Linked DNA regions of Homo sapiens: all the other regions are linked to region 1. The links are chromatin loops, found by intact Hi-C in ENCODE. Cell type or tissue: heart right ventricle. All regions are shown on one strand. Region 1 holds the start of LOC124904040 (a long non-coding RNA gene). Region 2 has its middle 20 kb from the start of YPEL2. Region 3 holds the start of YPEL2 (yippee like 2).

What was found. Hi-C counts contacts between places; a loop is a spot of excess contacts. Peaks named below come from ENCODE experiments on the same cell type or tissue, not always from the same donor. Only the 100,000 strongest peaks of a DNase experiment are listed, where the experiment ranks them.
Region 2: a loop joins it to region 1, with 6 times the contacts of the local background. A loop is called at or near these places in 105 of 110 quality-filtered maps.
Region 3: a loop joins it to region 1, with 5 times the contacts of the local background. A loop is called at or near these places in 110 of 110 quality-filtered maps.

Annotation. Positions count from the first base shown.
Region 1 is chr17:59,438,115-59,443,114 of GRCh38, reverse strand. The region is part of intron 2 of LINC01476 (long intergenic non-protein coding RNA 1476); the gene reads left to right. It overlaps LOC124904040 (a long non-coding RNA gene), which reads right to left and starts at 2,442. Exons shown (of 3, transcript XR_007065867.1): 1 at 1,987-2,442; 2 at 1,479-1,650. RefSeq lists a silencer at 6-211 and enhancers at 2,240-2,299, 2,310-2,419. In heart right ventricle, a CTCF peak has its summit at 2,124 (motif pointing right); a DNase peak (open chromatin) is centred at 2,154; H3K4me3 peaks cover 595 bases; H3K27ac peaks cover 3,928 bases.
Region 2 is chr17:59,308,815-59,313,814 of GRCh38, reverse strand. No RefSeq gene overlaps it. Among named protein-coding and RNA genes, the nearest start is that of YPEL2, 20 kb to the left of the region's middle. RefSeq lists an enhancer at 2,481-2,550 and a silencer at 2,533-2,827. In heart right ventricle, a CTCF peak has its summit at 2,661 (motif pointing left); a DNase peak (open chromatin) is centred at 2,670.
Region 3 is chr17:59,327,412-59,332,411 of GRCh38, reverse strand. It overlaps YPEL2 (yippee like 2), which reads right to left and starts at 757. Exons shown (of 5, transcript NM_001005404.4): 1 at 588-757. RefSeq lists an enhancer at 1-261 and a silencer at 472-991. In heart right ventricle, a CTCF peak has its summit at 2,680; DNase peaks (open chromatin) are centred at 791, 1,641 and 2,731; H3K4me3 peaks cover 2,453 bases; H3K27ac peaks cover 5,000 bases.

The sequences.
Region 1 (5,000 bases):
ATCAAGACCAGCCTGGCCAACATGGTGAAACCCCGTCTCTACTAAAAAGACAAAAATTAGCTGGGCGTGGTGGTGGGCACCTGTAATCCCAGCTATTCAGAAGGCTGAGGCAGGAGAATCGCTTGAACCCAGAAGGTGGAGGTTGCAGTGAGCTGAGAACGTACCACTATACTCCAGCTGGGGAGACAGACTGGGACTGTGTCTCAAAAAACAAAGAAAAAAGAAATAAAGTAAATACAATCTGACACTTTTTATAGGAAAAGTTTTATTTATCTTTTTAAATTTTTATTTTTTTATTTTTATTTTATTTTATGTATTTTTTTTTTTTGAGACAGTCTCACTCTGTTGCCCAGGCTGGAGTGCAGTGGCACAATCTCAGCTCACTGCAACCTCCGCCTCCCGGGTTCAAGTAGTTCTCCCTGCCTCAGCCTCCCGAGTAGCTGGGATTACAGGGGCCCACCACCATGCCCAGCTAATCACCTGACCTCAGGTGATTCACCTGCCTTAGCCTCCCAAAGTGCTGGGATTACAGGCGTGAGCCACGGCACCCAGCCTATTTATTTATTTATTTATTTATTTATTTATTTATTTATTTTTAAGACAGGGTCTTGCTCTGTCATCCAGGCTAGAGTGCAACGGCACCATCATGGCTCACTGCAGCCTTGACCTCCTGGGCTCAAGTAGTCTTCCTGCCTCAGCCTCCCAAGTGGCTGGAACTACAGGCATGCACCACCACATCCAGCTAATTTTTAAAATTTTTTGTAAGATGAAGATGAAGAGATGAAGTCTTCCTGAGTTGCCCAGGCTCTTCTCGAACTCCTGGGCTCAAACAATCCTCCCGCCTCAGCCTCCTAAACTGCTGGGATTACAGGTGTGAGCCACGGCACCCAGCCTATTTATCTTTACTTTGCATATATTAGGTGCTCAATAAATGTTTCATGATTTATTGAAAGAATATATCAGAGCTTTCCAGTTGGACATGAAAAATTAACAAACTAGCTCTTTATATAAATTTCTAGGCACAATAGTCAATTTTAACAAATCGTAACACAAAGCATTTTGCAGTTCCCCAGTTTACCTGGTATTTGCTTGTTGCCTTGTCATTTGTTATTCAGAAGAAGACCACATGCCTTGAAAAAATCATATTAGTGCTTTAGCGTTCCAGATTGCAAAATGCTCTGTATTCATGTTTTCAAAGAGTTGGCCTTTGAGCTAAATATGTCTCATTGATATGTTTTATTTGGCTCAGAGTACTGTTGTTTGTTTTTAAGCAACATTAGCCGCCAACATTTAAAAATAAGGTGACTTCACATAATAATCCAAGTTTCCAGCTTCTCCTGAAAATGTGAAAGATCTAGCAATGTGGGTACACGGTTTGGTTAGGCCCATAATCACCTGGGACTGGTTGTTTCTGCTTCCTTAGATGGAGTGAGTACTCTCCTGTTTACCACAGTCCCCACCACTCCCAACAGCCTTACCTCTGGCTGCCTCCATCCAAGTACGATATCTGCGTGGCCTTTCTATAGACATTTGTATTTCGGATCCTTAGTCTAGGGGAGTATCATTTGCTACAAAGGCCCCTGAACTGCAACAGTAGCTGAAAACCACACATTTGCTTCATTTTCCAGGCTTGAAAACAGATTTGTGCATCTAAAGACAAAACAGGAAAGAATGACAATGCTATTAAGATGATGACTTTCATTCCAGCTAAAAGGCAACTTCATCCTCCCACCCCCTCTTTCCTTTTTCAAACAAGCCAGAGGACTTCACCCTCTTTCCTTTCCGCTATTCAGCTCCTTCCACCCACTCCATCTCCTGGTGTTGTTTACCTCAAACCCTGGGGTGCTGTCTCTCCCCAGTTCCCTGCTTCCTTGCTGACCTTAAAAACAACCTTGGTCATTTTTGTTTTTAGAGTTTTACTGCTAATCGCTGCAGCGAAACAGACAGGAAATAACAATACGGAGGAAATTATAAAGTTTAGAAGACCTTGTAGTTCTTAGTCATAGTCCCTGATTCCCTTAAAGCGGTGGCACCTGGAAGTGCATTATTTTTAGTCTCTCCTGTTAGACCCTCATAGCCGGTGGATGGAGAACAGAAAGGAAGAGTCTACCCTGCCTTGATAGAAGAGGAACCACTAGGTGGCAGCACAGGGCGTGTCTTTTCACGTCTTTCTACAACAGGCAGGCGGATGTGAGGCACCAACTTTTCTAGGAAGGGATAACTTAGTACCATATCAGGGCAAGCATTTGGGCTGAGACCAGTGAGAGAATACAAGTCAGCCAAGAGACTCCAGTCACATTGTGCTGTCAAGTAGCCAGCGTTGGAATTCTTGTCTCTTTGCCTTTCTCCCAAGTTGGCTGTTAGTTAACCTGTTAGGGCTGCTAGGAATCTTCTAGCCCAATACCTTCATTTTACAGATAAGTAAACCAAGGCCCTGAGAGACTTGACTCTCCTTTATTTATTTATTTTTTTTTTTTTGAGACAGGGTTTTGCTCTGTCACCCAGGCTGGGGTGCAGTGGGGCAATCATAGCTCACTGCAGCCTTGAACTCCCAGGCCCAAGCACCTCAGCCTCCTAAGTAGCTGGGACTACAGGTATGCACCACCAGATCTGGCTAATTTTTTACTCTTTTTGTAGAGATGGGGAGGGGGGTGGTCTTGCCATGTTGCTCAGGCTGGTCTCAAACTCTTGGCCTCAAGAGATCTTCCCAGCTCAGCCTCCGAGGTGTTAGAATTACAGGTGTGAGCGATGGCATCTGGCCTTGACTTTCCTCTTGCTGGTGTCATGCTAGGAGTCCAGCCAAGTGTCTTTCTGGTTTCATTAGTGCCGGCTTATCCTTCTGGTCTGTCCCTCCCAGTTAAAAAACATTTATTGGCTAGGATCATGCCTGTAATTCCGACACTTCGGGAGGCTGAGGTGGGAGGATCACTTGAGCCCAGGTGTTTGAGACAAGCCTGGGTAACATAGGGACACCCTGTCTCTATTTAAAAAGAAAATAGAAAAACGTTTATTGAAGTCTATTTAGTATGGTTAAAGGCTAATTTTCCTAGCTTCAGAGGTGAAACTAAGAGAGAATTCTTTGCCTCTGATGAAGTGGGACTTTCCACAGGAAACAGAGACTTACCAGGCACAGGAAAATAAAAGCTTTATGTCTGCTTCCAGCTACCTAACCCACCTGGGGGAAAAGCGAAGACCCCTCGTCCAGAAGGGGGTGTTACAGCTGTCAGCACTCTATGCGGGCTAGACTGTTTTGCCTTTTTATGGGATCAGCTGGTATAATTGTGGCGCTTATCAAGAGAATCCTAGGATTGCAGGGCTAGGCCATGCATACCCAAAATAACTCACCAATCTTCTCAAATTACATTAGTAAAACTATCTGTATTCCTAGATTTAAACACAAATTCAAACAACTGCACTATAACAAAAGCATGTCCTCAGGCTGCAGTTAATTTAGGGGGCAGTCTAGTGATCAAAGAGGAAACGCCTTATTGCAAGGTAGAATTTGCTTGAAGGGCTTGGGCCTCAGAAGGGAATTTTCCTAGAATACTACCAAAAGTCTTGCTTGTTTATGTTGAAGCACTATTCTGGGAATTACAAAGCCTTGCCACTCAAAAGTGTGGTCCTCCAACCAATAGCCGCACTTAGGTTGGCAATGCAGAATCTAGCCAGGCATGGTGATAGACGCCTATAGTCTCAGCTCCTTTGAGAAGCTGAGGTGGGAGGGTTGCTTGAGCCCAGGAGTTTGAGATTGCAGTGAGCTGTGACTGCACCACTGCACTCCAGCCTGGGCAACAGAGCAAAACTCCATTTAGAAAAAAAAAAAAAAAAAAGGAAAGAAAGAAAGCGAAGGAAGGAAGGAAAGAAAAGGAAGAAAGAAAGAGAGAGAAGAAACAAAGACAAAGAAATGCAGGATCTCAGGCCCAACCCATTCCTACTAAATCAGCTCTGCATTTTAGTAAGAAGCATTTAGCATTAATAAATATTTAACAGGTAACATTAATAAGCATATAATATGTAACAATAATAAGCATTTAATGTGCTTGTTAAAGTTTAAGAAGCACTGCTTTAGGATATCCAAGAGAAAAGGCCAAGAACAACAGCAACCAAACAAACCACACCCTTTCTCCTCCCAAATAGTCCCCACCTCAAGGAGCTTGTAGACTGGTTTAGGAACACAAACCACACATATGGAAAGTGGCATGAAAATGATCATTAAGAAAGATGCCGTTAATGCCGTGTGGGCTCCCCTAGGACATGTAGGACACACACATTTGGAGAGGGTGCATTTAAAAGAATGATTACAGTTAAGAGGCCAGGTGTGGTGACTCAGGCCTGTAATCTCAGCACTTTGAGAGGCGGAGGCAGGCAGATCACTTGAGGCCAGGAGTTTGAGACCAGCCTGATTAACATGGTGAAAACTCATCTCTACTAAAAATACAAAAATTAACCAGGCATGGTGGTGTGCACCTGTAATCTCAGCTACTCTGGAGGCTGAGGCAGGACAATTGCTTGAACCCAGGAGGCGAAGGTTGCAGTGAGCCCAGATCGGGCCAGTGCACTCCAGCCTAGATGACAGAGTGAGATTCTGTCTTAAAAAAGAAAAAAAAAAAAAAAGGATGATTACAGTTAAGAGGGGTCAGTCTGGGCAGTCTTCCTGCAGGTGGTGAGATTCTCCTTGGCTCTTGAATAAGGTGATAAGCATGTATTAATGGAGAAGGAAAGACAGAGAAGGGCATTGCAAGTGGACGGATCAGGACAAATCTGGGAGGAGGCAAATTGTAAATTCTAGACAGTGGCCTACAAATACTTAATTCTTTTATGCATATTCCCAGACTTTCACTAGATCCTTGCAGCTACACACGTCACACATTAACGTGGCTGCACACACGTTATTTAGTCACGTTACATTTTAGTCAGTGGTTCTCATGGAACTTCTTCAGATGTGTTCACCCACATACAGACTTTTTTCTTTGGATTCGTACAGGCAGGTCTTCACCTCT
Region 2 (5,000 bases), 130 kb after region 1:
TATAGTATCAACTTCGAAGGGATAGCAATGAGATACAATAGTTCTTATTCACCTCACATGATCATGCCACTTTTACACACCTGTTAGAATAGAAAGAATTATTTAAAGTAGTTGGGCCAGGCATGGTGGCTCACGCCTGTAATCCCAGCACTTTGGGAGGCCGAGGTGGGCAGATCACTTAAGGTCAGGAGTTCAAAACCAGCCTAGCCAACATGGTGAAACCCCATCCCTACTAAAAATACAAAACTTAGCTAGGTGTGGTGGTGTGTGTCTGTAATCCCAGTTACTCGGGAGGCTGAGGCAGAAGAATCGCTTGAACACAGGAGGTGGAGGTTGCAGTGAGCCAAGATGGAGCCATTGCACGCCAGCCTGGGCAACAGAGCAAGACTTCATCTAAAAAAAAAAAAAAAAAGCCAGGTGTGGTGGCTCACGCCTGTAATCCCAGCACTTTGGGAGGCTGACGTGGGTGGATCGCCCAAGGTTGGGAGTTCGAGACTAGCTTGACCAACATGGAGAAACCCCATCTCTACTAAAAATACAAAATTAGCCAGGCATGGTGGCACATGCCTGTAATCCCAGCTACTCAGGAGGCTGAGGCAGGAGAATTGCTTGAACCTGGAGGCAGAGGTTTCAGTGAGCTGAGATCGCACCATTGCACTCCAGCCTGGGCAAGAAGAGTGAAATTCCATCTCAAAAAAAAAAAAAAATAGTTGGACTTCTTTATTCTATTCAAAGTTTTTTTTCTTTGGTGTCAATCTTCGTTTTTCTTAACTGATACTGCTGCATAAAGTGAGAAGATGGATTTGTTTGTGAAGGTGGCATTTCACATGACAGTCACCAAATTATTCCCTTGAGATCAGCAATAAGATTCTAAGGCCGGGCGTGGTGGTTCACACTTGTAATCCCAACACTTTGGGCCGCCAAGATGGGAGGATCCCTTGAAGCCAGACTGGGCAACAGCAAGATCCTATCTCTACAAAAAATAAAAATAAGAAAATTAGCTAAGCGTGGTGGCACACATCTATAGTCCCAGCTATTTGGGAGGCTGAGGTGGGAGAATCACTTGAGCCCAGGAATGCAAGGCTACAGTGAGCTATGATCATGCCACTGCACTCGAGCCTGGGTGATGTAATGAGAACTAAGTCAAAAAAAAAAAAAAACAGAATTCTAGGAAATTCATCATTTTAAAGGCTTCTTTGCTTATTTTGCCAAGGCAGTACTTGATCAGATGCTTTTTAAAATTAATAGACCATTTTAGGCCAGGCGCAGTGGCTCATGCATGTAATCCCAGCAATTTGGGAGGCCGAGGCGGGCAGATCACCTGAGGTCATGAGTTCAAAACCAGCCTGGCCAACATGGTGAAACCCCATCTCTACTAAAAATACAAAAATTAGCCGGGCGTGGTGGCGGGCACTTGTAATCCTAGCTGCTCAGGAGGCCGAGGCAGGAGAATTGCTTGAACCCAGGAGGCAGAGGTTGCAGTGAGCCGAGATCATGCCAGCCTGGGTGACAGAGTGAGAATCTGTCTCAAAATAAAATAAAATTAAATTAAAATTAATAGACAAATTTTAGAGTGGTTTTAGATTTACTGAAAAGCTGAACAGCATATAGAGTCCTCATATAACCCTGCCCTTGACATAGTTTCCTGTATTATTAATATTGCATATTAGTGTAGCACATTTGCTATAATTATGCAGATTTCTTTAGTTTTTACCTGATGTCCTTTTTTCTGCTCCAGTATCCCAGCCAGGAGACGACTTTACATTTAGTTGCCATGTCTCCTTGGGCTTCTCTTGGTTGTCATAGTTTCTCAGACATTCCTTGGTTTTGATGCTGTTTTCTTTTTTCTTTTTTTTTTTTTTTTCCGAGACAGAGGCTCGCTCTGTCGCCCAGGCTGGAGTGCAGTCGCATGATCTCAGCTCAAGGCAACCTCCGCTTCCTGGGTTCAAGCGATTCTCCTGCCTCAACCTCTTGAGTAGCTGGGACCACAGGCACTCGCTGCCACACCCAGCTAATTTTTGTATTTTTAGTAAAGATTGGGTTTCACTGTGTTGGCCAGGCTGGTCTTGAATGCCTGACCTCAGGTGATCCATCTGCCTCGGCCTCCCACAGTGCTGGGATTACAGGCGTGAGCCACTGCGCCCAGCCAGTTTTGATGGTCTTGACAGTGTTGAGAAGTTCTCATCAGGTATATTGCAGGCCACCCCTCTATTAAGATTTGTCTGATGCTTTTCTCATGACTAGACTGGGGTCATGTGTGTTTTGGGGGGATGACACAGAGGTAAAGTGCCATTTTCATGACATCATATCAAGGGTACATACTATCAATATGATTTATCAGTGTTGATGTTCTCCTGGATCACCTGGCTGATTGTCAGGTTCCCCCACTGTAGTGACTCCTCCCAGTCCTTGTCATACTCTTTGGACAGAAGTCACCATGCAGAGCTTACACTTAAGGAGTGAGGAGTTATAGTCCCCTCCTTTGCAGTAGAGTAGTTACATAATTTATTTGGAATTCTTCTGCATGGGAGATTGATCAACTGCTTTAGTGTGTAAACCTACTGTCACCATCCACCAAGTCATAACAATCTATTTGGTGGCGCCCTTAGCCCTGTATTGTCCAGATTAGAACTATAATGGGGTCTAGGGAGACCTCTCGTGGTAAAATAAGGGCATAACTAGCCAGCTACACGCTCTCATTTTATGCCATTGACTTTCCTTTAACGCAGTGGTTCTCAATCAAGGGCAATTTTGCCCGCCAGCCCCAGGGAGCATTTGACAATATGGGGAGAAATTTTTGGTTGCCACAACTTTTGGAAAGCGATGTTATTGGCACCTAGCAAGTGGAGACGGAGATCCTGCTAAACATACAGTGATTAAGACACAAACAACAAAAAATTATCTGAGCCAAAATGTCAATAGTGCTGAGGTTTAGAAACTCTGTGATTAACAGCTTTATAAAAGTTACAGATAATGTTCAAAGGGATACATTATAATGTGAAGGAGGAAAAGACCTTATTTTGTGAAGGATGAATTCTTAAAAAAAAAAATACAGCTGGAAGGGTAGCAGAATATGTCACACCAAAATATGCCATTTCAGCATATTAACTATGTTGAGCTGAAGACAATTGAGAAGAAGCAAATACAAGGAAAACTCTCTGCCATCCCCGTATTTGTCTAAAAGCAGGTCATAAATTTGTAAAGGTGGCGCCTCTCCTGAGACAGAGTCTTCCTCTGTTGCCCAGGCTGGAGCGCAGTGGCACCATCATAGCTCACTGCAGCCTTCATCTCCCAGGCTCAAGCGATCCTCCCACCTCAGCCTCCTGAGTAACTGGGCCTACAGGTGTGCACCACCAAGCTGGGCTAATTTTTCTATTTCTTGTAGAGACTGGGTCTCCTTATGTTGCCCAGGCTGGTCTTGAACTCCTGGACCCAAGTGATCTGCCTGCCTCGGCCTCCCAAAGTGCTGTGATTACAGGCATGAGCAACTGCTGGCCAATTTATTTTTGAGTCAGGGCCTCACTTTGTCGACAGGGCTGGAGTGCAGTAGTATGATCATAGTTCATAGCAGCCTTGAACTTCCAGGCTCAAGGAATCCTCTCTCCTCAGCCTACCAAGTTGCTAGGGGCTACGGGCACTTGCCATCACACATGGCTAATTTTTTTTTTAATTTTATTTTATTTTTGAGGTAGAGTTTGGCTGTTTTTGTTTGTTTGTTTGTTTTTTTGTTTGAGACGGAGTTTCGCTCTCGTTGCTCAGACTGGAGTGCAATGGCGCAATCTCGGCTCACTGCAACCTCCACTTTCCGGGTTCAAGCGATTCTCCTGCCTCAGCTTCCCGAGTAGCTGGGATTACAGGCATGCGCCACCACACCCGGCTAATTTTGTACTTCTAGTAGAGACGGGATTTCTCCATATTGGCCAAGCTGGTCTCGAACTCCTGACCTCAGGTGATCTGCCCACCTCGGCCTCCCAAAGTGCTGGGATTACAGGCGTGAGCCATCATGCCAGGCCTGGAGTTTCACTCTTGTTGCCTAGGCTGGAGTGCAATGGTGCAATGTCTGCTCACTGCAACCTCCGCCTCCCAGGTTCAAGCAATTCTCCTGCCTCAGCCTCCTGAGTAACTAGGATTACAGGCGCCTGCCACCACACCCAGCTAATTTTTTCGTATTTTGAGTAGAGACGGGGCTCTACCATGTTGGCTAGGCTAGTCTTGAACTCCTGGCCTCAAACGATCCGCCCACCTCAGCCTCCCAAAGTGCTGGGATTACAAGTGTGAGGCACTGCACCGGCTGCTAATTTATTTTTATTTTTATTTTTTTTTGAGACAGGGTCTCACTCTGTCGCCCAGGCTGGAGTACAGTGGCGTGATCTGGGCTCACTGCAGTCTCCTCCTCCCGGTTTCACGCCATTCTCCTGCCTCAGCCTCCCAAGTAGCTGGGACTACACGTGCCCGCCACCACGCCCCCCTAATTTTTTTGTATTTTTATTAGAGACAGGGTTTCACCGTGTTAGCCAGGATGGTCTCGATCTCCTGACCTTGTGATCCGCCCGCTTCAGACTCCCAAAGTGCTGGGATCACACGTGTGAGCCACCGTGCCCGGCCCCGCTAATTTTTTTCTTTTTCTTTTTTTTTTTTTGAGACAGAGTCTCGCTCTGTCGCCCAGGCTGGAATGCAGTGGCGCAATCTCGGCTCACTGCAAGCTCCGCCTCCCGGGTTCATGCCATTCTCCTCCCTCAGCCTCCCGAGTAGCTGGGACTACAGGCGCCCGCCACTAAGCCCGGCTAACTTTTTGTATTTTTAGTAGAGACGGGGTTTCACCGTGGTCTCGATCTACTGACCTTGTGATCCGCCCGCCTCGGACTCCCAAAGTGCTGGGATTACAGGCGTAAGCCACCGCGCCCGGCCAGGCCATGCTAATTTTTAAAAGTTGGTTTTTCTGTAGAGATGGGGATCTCTCTATGTTGCCAAGGCTGGTTTCAAACTCTTAGCCTCAAGTG
Region 3 (5,000 bases), 110 kb after region 1:
CGGCCAGGGAGGAACTCGGCTGCGGTTACCTCGACCCGGGTCGGGGCAGACGACGCGCTCCGAGAAATTTCGAGGGCGCCCAGTCCCACAGTGGAAGGCCCCCAGGGCGGCGCCCCTGGACCTAAGTGTCCCCAGGACTCTCCGAGGGAAACGCGGCGTCACGAGAGGACGGAGGGCGTCCCCAGCCCCACCCGGACCCCATGGAGTCCGAACCCATGGGGACGACGCGGAGGAGGAAGCGGCGATTCCAGCTCCGCACCCCCGCCCCAAACCTGGCCCCGCAGACTCGCCCAGCCCCTGGCGCGCGTCTCCCGCCCCGGCCGGGGGTCCCGCGCCCTTGGGCTCCCTCCGCGAGCGGCCGCGGGCCCGGCAGTGTTTGTAAACAAACCGGTCACGTGGCCCGGCGGCCGCTCCCCGTCCCCGGCGCCCACGGGGACCCCACGCGGAACCGAGGGCGCCGCACCCCCAACCCCGCGCAGGCCCGGCCGGGGGAGTCCGGAGGCCGGGGCCGGGGACCCAGAGCCCGAGCTGACAGCGCGCCCCACGCCCACGCGCGCCCGGCCCGCGCCGCACTCCGGTGCACTTACCCGGCGACAGGCGGCCCTGTCCGGCCAGCGTGGGGCTTGGCTCCGCTGGGGTGCGCAGCGGCGAAGCGCGGCCCGGCTGGGGCTCGGGCTCCCGGCACGCTCTTAAAGCCACAGTCTCCGCCACCGCCGCGGCCGCCACTCCGCATCCCTCCGGGTCCGGGCCGGGGGCTACCCCGTGATGGACGCGCCCCCGCACCTATCCCCTCGGCTCAGCACATAGCAACACGCCGCGGGTTGGCCGGGCGCAGCCGCAGCCCATCCGCGCAGAGCCAATCATCAGAGGACGGAACTCCGCCCCCCGCTTCCCCGACCGCCCACTCCCCCACCCCTCGGCCCGGCCCAGCCTGGGCTAGGGGAGAGCGGCTGGTTAGGGTCCCGCCCGTCCCGGCAACTTGCCGGAGGGCAGGGACCCAGAGTGCCAAAGCTGGGTGGGCTCTCAGCGCCTAGGAGGAGGCCGTTTATTTGAGTTTGGGGTTTGTCCCCAGGGCAGGGCTGGGATTCCCAGAACCTGGGTTGTATTTTGGGGCGGGGGGATTTGCAGTGCATCTCCCTGGAGGCTCAAGATAGTCATTCCTTTCTTACGTTTTAAACCTCGCCCTAAGCCATAGCCTAAGTTACCAGAAGTGGCCCTCAGGCCCCGGGTAATTGAATTTAAAATGATAGGGGGGAGGGGGGAGGGATAGCATTAGGAGATACACCTAATGCTAAATGACGAGTTAATGGGTGCAGCACACCAACATGGCACATGTATACATATGTAACAAACCTGCACATTGTGCACATGTACCCTAAAACTTAAAGTATAATAATAATAAAATTAAAAGAAAATGATAGTGCTAGTTGCACCCAGCCCACCCATGCCTTGCTCAGAAGCCAGGCATTTCCCCTCTTCTCTCTGCCCTGCTAGTAATTTCGGCGAATTAAAAGTACGAAAGGGGCTTAGTGGAATTGAAGACCGCCCCATTGCTGCTAATTTTCCATGACTTTCAGAGGCAGATGACGGTAATTAGAGTGGGATGGTCCGAGTGACCAGAGGGGAGGAGTCCACGTTCTGGGTCACCGGGGTGGTGCTTTTCAAGGAAGAGCAGGTTAAAAAATAACCTCGTGGCAGTCAGGAAACCAGGGAGGCACCAGGTGGGTGGAGTGGGGCAGTTTCCCAGCAGGAAAACAGGACAGTTTGATAAAGAATGTTGGCACGGACAAGGTGAACAAAGCAGGTCCTGCCTTTCGCTCAAGACACTGGGGTTCCGCAGTTCCTCTGGGAACTCTTCCTCCAAGGAAACTAGTGTTTTACTGTGCAGCCATCAGGATGTGAGGTGCTGCAGGAGGTGCAGCTGACTCTCCGCCTTCCACACACTGGTTTGCACGTACACCCAGAATGCTGGCTCACCTGCATCTCCACCCAGCTGTTTTTAAAATATGCTTGGTCAACCAAATTGTATTCAGTTAATATCTATTGCATGTGAATCCAGTCACCAAGGTTAGTAAAAACAACAAAACACCCCAAATACCTCAGTATTGTGGGGCTGACATATCAGCCTCAGATTTGCAGTTTCAGTGTAAACAAAGGCTATGTCCTGGTTCACAACTGACTAGTTTGGAGAGTCTAAAACGGGGGGGGGGGGGGAATGCTTTCAGATGAGAGGAATCACAAACAAGAACTGTTTAGCATTTAATCCTTAATCTAAGATGTGATGGATTCTTTAGATTAGTAAGAGCTTGCCGTCTCGCCCTGATCTGCTTCTTGAGCAAGTTTCTTTGTCTCTCCAGGCCTAGGTTTCCACAGTTTAAAACAAGGAGGGTTGAAATAGGATGATCTCAAGTCCCTTCCAGCTCTGAAATTCTAAGTAGGGCCAGAAAGTCATGTTTGTTACAACGTTTCCGCAATATTGTGTGAGCGAATATTTGTGTTGCCACATCACCACTTCCTAACAGTAGATGCTGAATTAGTTTAACACCCTAGGATATTGGTATGTTATGTAACAAGACTGGTGGCTACTGTTTCTGTTTAAATAAAAGATAACGTTAGCTAAAGAAGACTAGCCTGATACAGTGGTTTCAGAGGGAGCTCTGAGGACCCCTTCAGGCCTGCTGTGTGTATGCAGGGGACTGGAAGAGGCCCCAGACCTTAGGGTCAGGAGACAATAAAACCAGCCAGCCGGCCAATAACAAAAAAAGTGTTAAGCCTGATCATGCCTCCTCCCAGTCAAAAAGAGCCAAGCATTTTGAGCTGGTAAAGGAGAAGGGAGAGGTGAAACAATGAAGTAAGTGAAACAAAGTAATAGATGCAACTTCTCTGAACCCAGAGGGGGCACTTGAATTGTCCCTCAATACATTTTCTCAGTGCCTACTATGAGCAGAATTCCCTGCTTGACTTGGATGATAGTATTCTGAAGAATCTACTGAGAGGAGAGACGCTGAGGCCAATGGAGAGTTGGTGAAATGAGACAGATGTTTATCCTGGAAAGCAAAAAGAGATGGAGAGAGAGAGAGAAATAAACAGATCTGTTCAGAGTCAGCCAAGGCTTAAACAAACAAACAAACAAAAACCCTTGCTGGTAAAAGTTTGAGAGATTCCTGGCCTCACAGATTATCAGCCTGCCTTTGTCAATGGAACAGTACCTCTGTCTCCTCTGTGTGAAGCCAAATTCATTCATTCCCAGAGCCTTCACGGAATTATTTTCCAGCAACCTCTCACTAATCCCATCTTCCCGCTGTTGCCATATTGGTGCTACTGCTGCTGTGAACAGAGTCACTTTTATGTGTTCACCTTACTTAACCTCTCAACCTTCACATTATTAATTTGAAATAATTAATTACATCTTCCTTCCCCTCACCCGCCATCCCCCAGTTCATCAACAGGTCCTGTCAGTTTCACTTCACAAATATGTATTTGCTGTGAACACATCTGCCTTTGCTGCTGCACCCTGGTTGGAGCCACCAACATCTCTTGCCTAGAATAAGCAGCAGCTTCCCAACTGATCTCCCTGCTTCCAGCCCATTCTCTGTGCAGCAGCCAGATGGTACTTCTAAACAAACTCCTTCTGGTGGCCCACAGGCCCTAGTAACCAGGCCTGCCAACCTCTCTGGTCTTCCACCATCTGTCCTTTGCTCAAACTGCTGCAGTCAAGCTGGCCTTTTTTCTGTTCCTCGTCCTGTTGTAGGGTGTTTGTATTTGCCATCCCCTCCACCTGGAATACCTTGCCCCCAGAAGGCTGCCTCTTCACCATTTGGTTCTGAGGTCAAATGCCAGGTGCAGTGGCTCATGCCTGTAATCCCAGCACTTTGGAAGGCCAGAGCAGGCAGATCACCTGAGGTCAGGTGTTCGAGACCAGCCAACATGGTGAAACACCGTCTCTACTAAAAATACAAAAATTAGCTGGGCATGGTGGCGGGCATCTGAAATCCCAGCTTCTAGGGAGGCTGAGGCAAGAGAATCGTTTCAACAGGAGGCGGAGGTTGCAGTGAGCCAAGATCACACCACTGCACTCCAGCCTGGGAGACAGAGCAAGACTCTGTTTAAAAAAAAAAAAAAAGCCTCCTCCAGAGAGGAGGACTACCCATTCATACATGCCATGCCCCCTTTCTATCATAACCCCAATTTATTTTCTTCATAATACATATCACTCTCTCAAATAATCTTTTTCATTTCTTTGTGCTTTTTTTTTTTTTTTGGTCCCATCCAGCTCTGAAGTGTAAACTCTGTGTAAACATCAGAGGGACCTGTCTGTCTTGCTTCCTGTTGTGTCCCCAGTGCCAAGAACAGTGACTAGCACTCAACAAATTTTTGAGTGACTATCTGAACAAATGCATGAATGTGCCTACTGCCTCATATCTTTGTCCCTGCGGCTTCTTTCACTTGGAATATTGTTCTCTCCTTTACCCCCTTCCCCACCCCTCAGCCCTTTCCTCTCATCCCATCTCAAATCCATTTGCCTGATGATTCAGTCCAAAGATTGGATCAAGTATCACTTCTGTGGAGGAATTTCCCGTAGCCTCCCCAGAAAAATTAATTTTCCTTTTCTTAGTACCCTACATAGCACTTTACTCAGAGCTCCATTACATCACCCCACACTCTACACTCCCAATTAAGAGTTATCAGTTATCTGTCCTCTCTGCCAGTCCTTCTTGGGCTGGAACCTTATCAGATCGTCCTTGTATTTTCAGCACCTGGCACATGGTAGGCCCTCCCTAAGGGTTTATATCTGAGTTGAATCCAGTGGGAATCCAAGCAGAAATTGATAGGATCTGTTCTCAGAGTATACTGATCAACAGATAGAAGTCTTACTTTGTAGTATGATAACATTAAACTTGAAACTTCAGGCTATTCTATATAAAAGGGACAACCTACATTTTAAAAATCACAATACAATGGAAACTTCCTGAAGGCTAGAGGCCACAGGCTCTCACGCT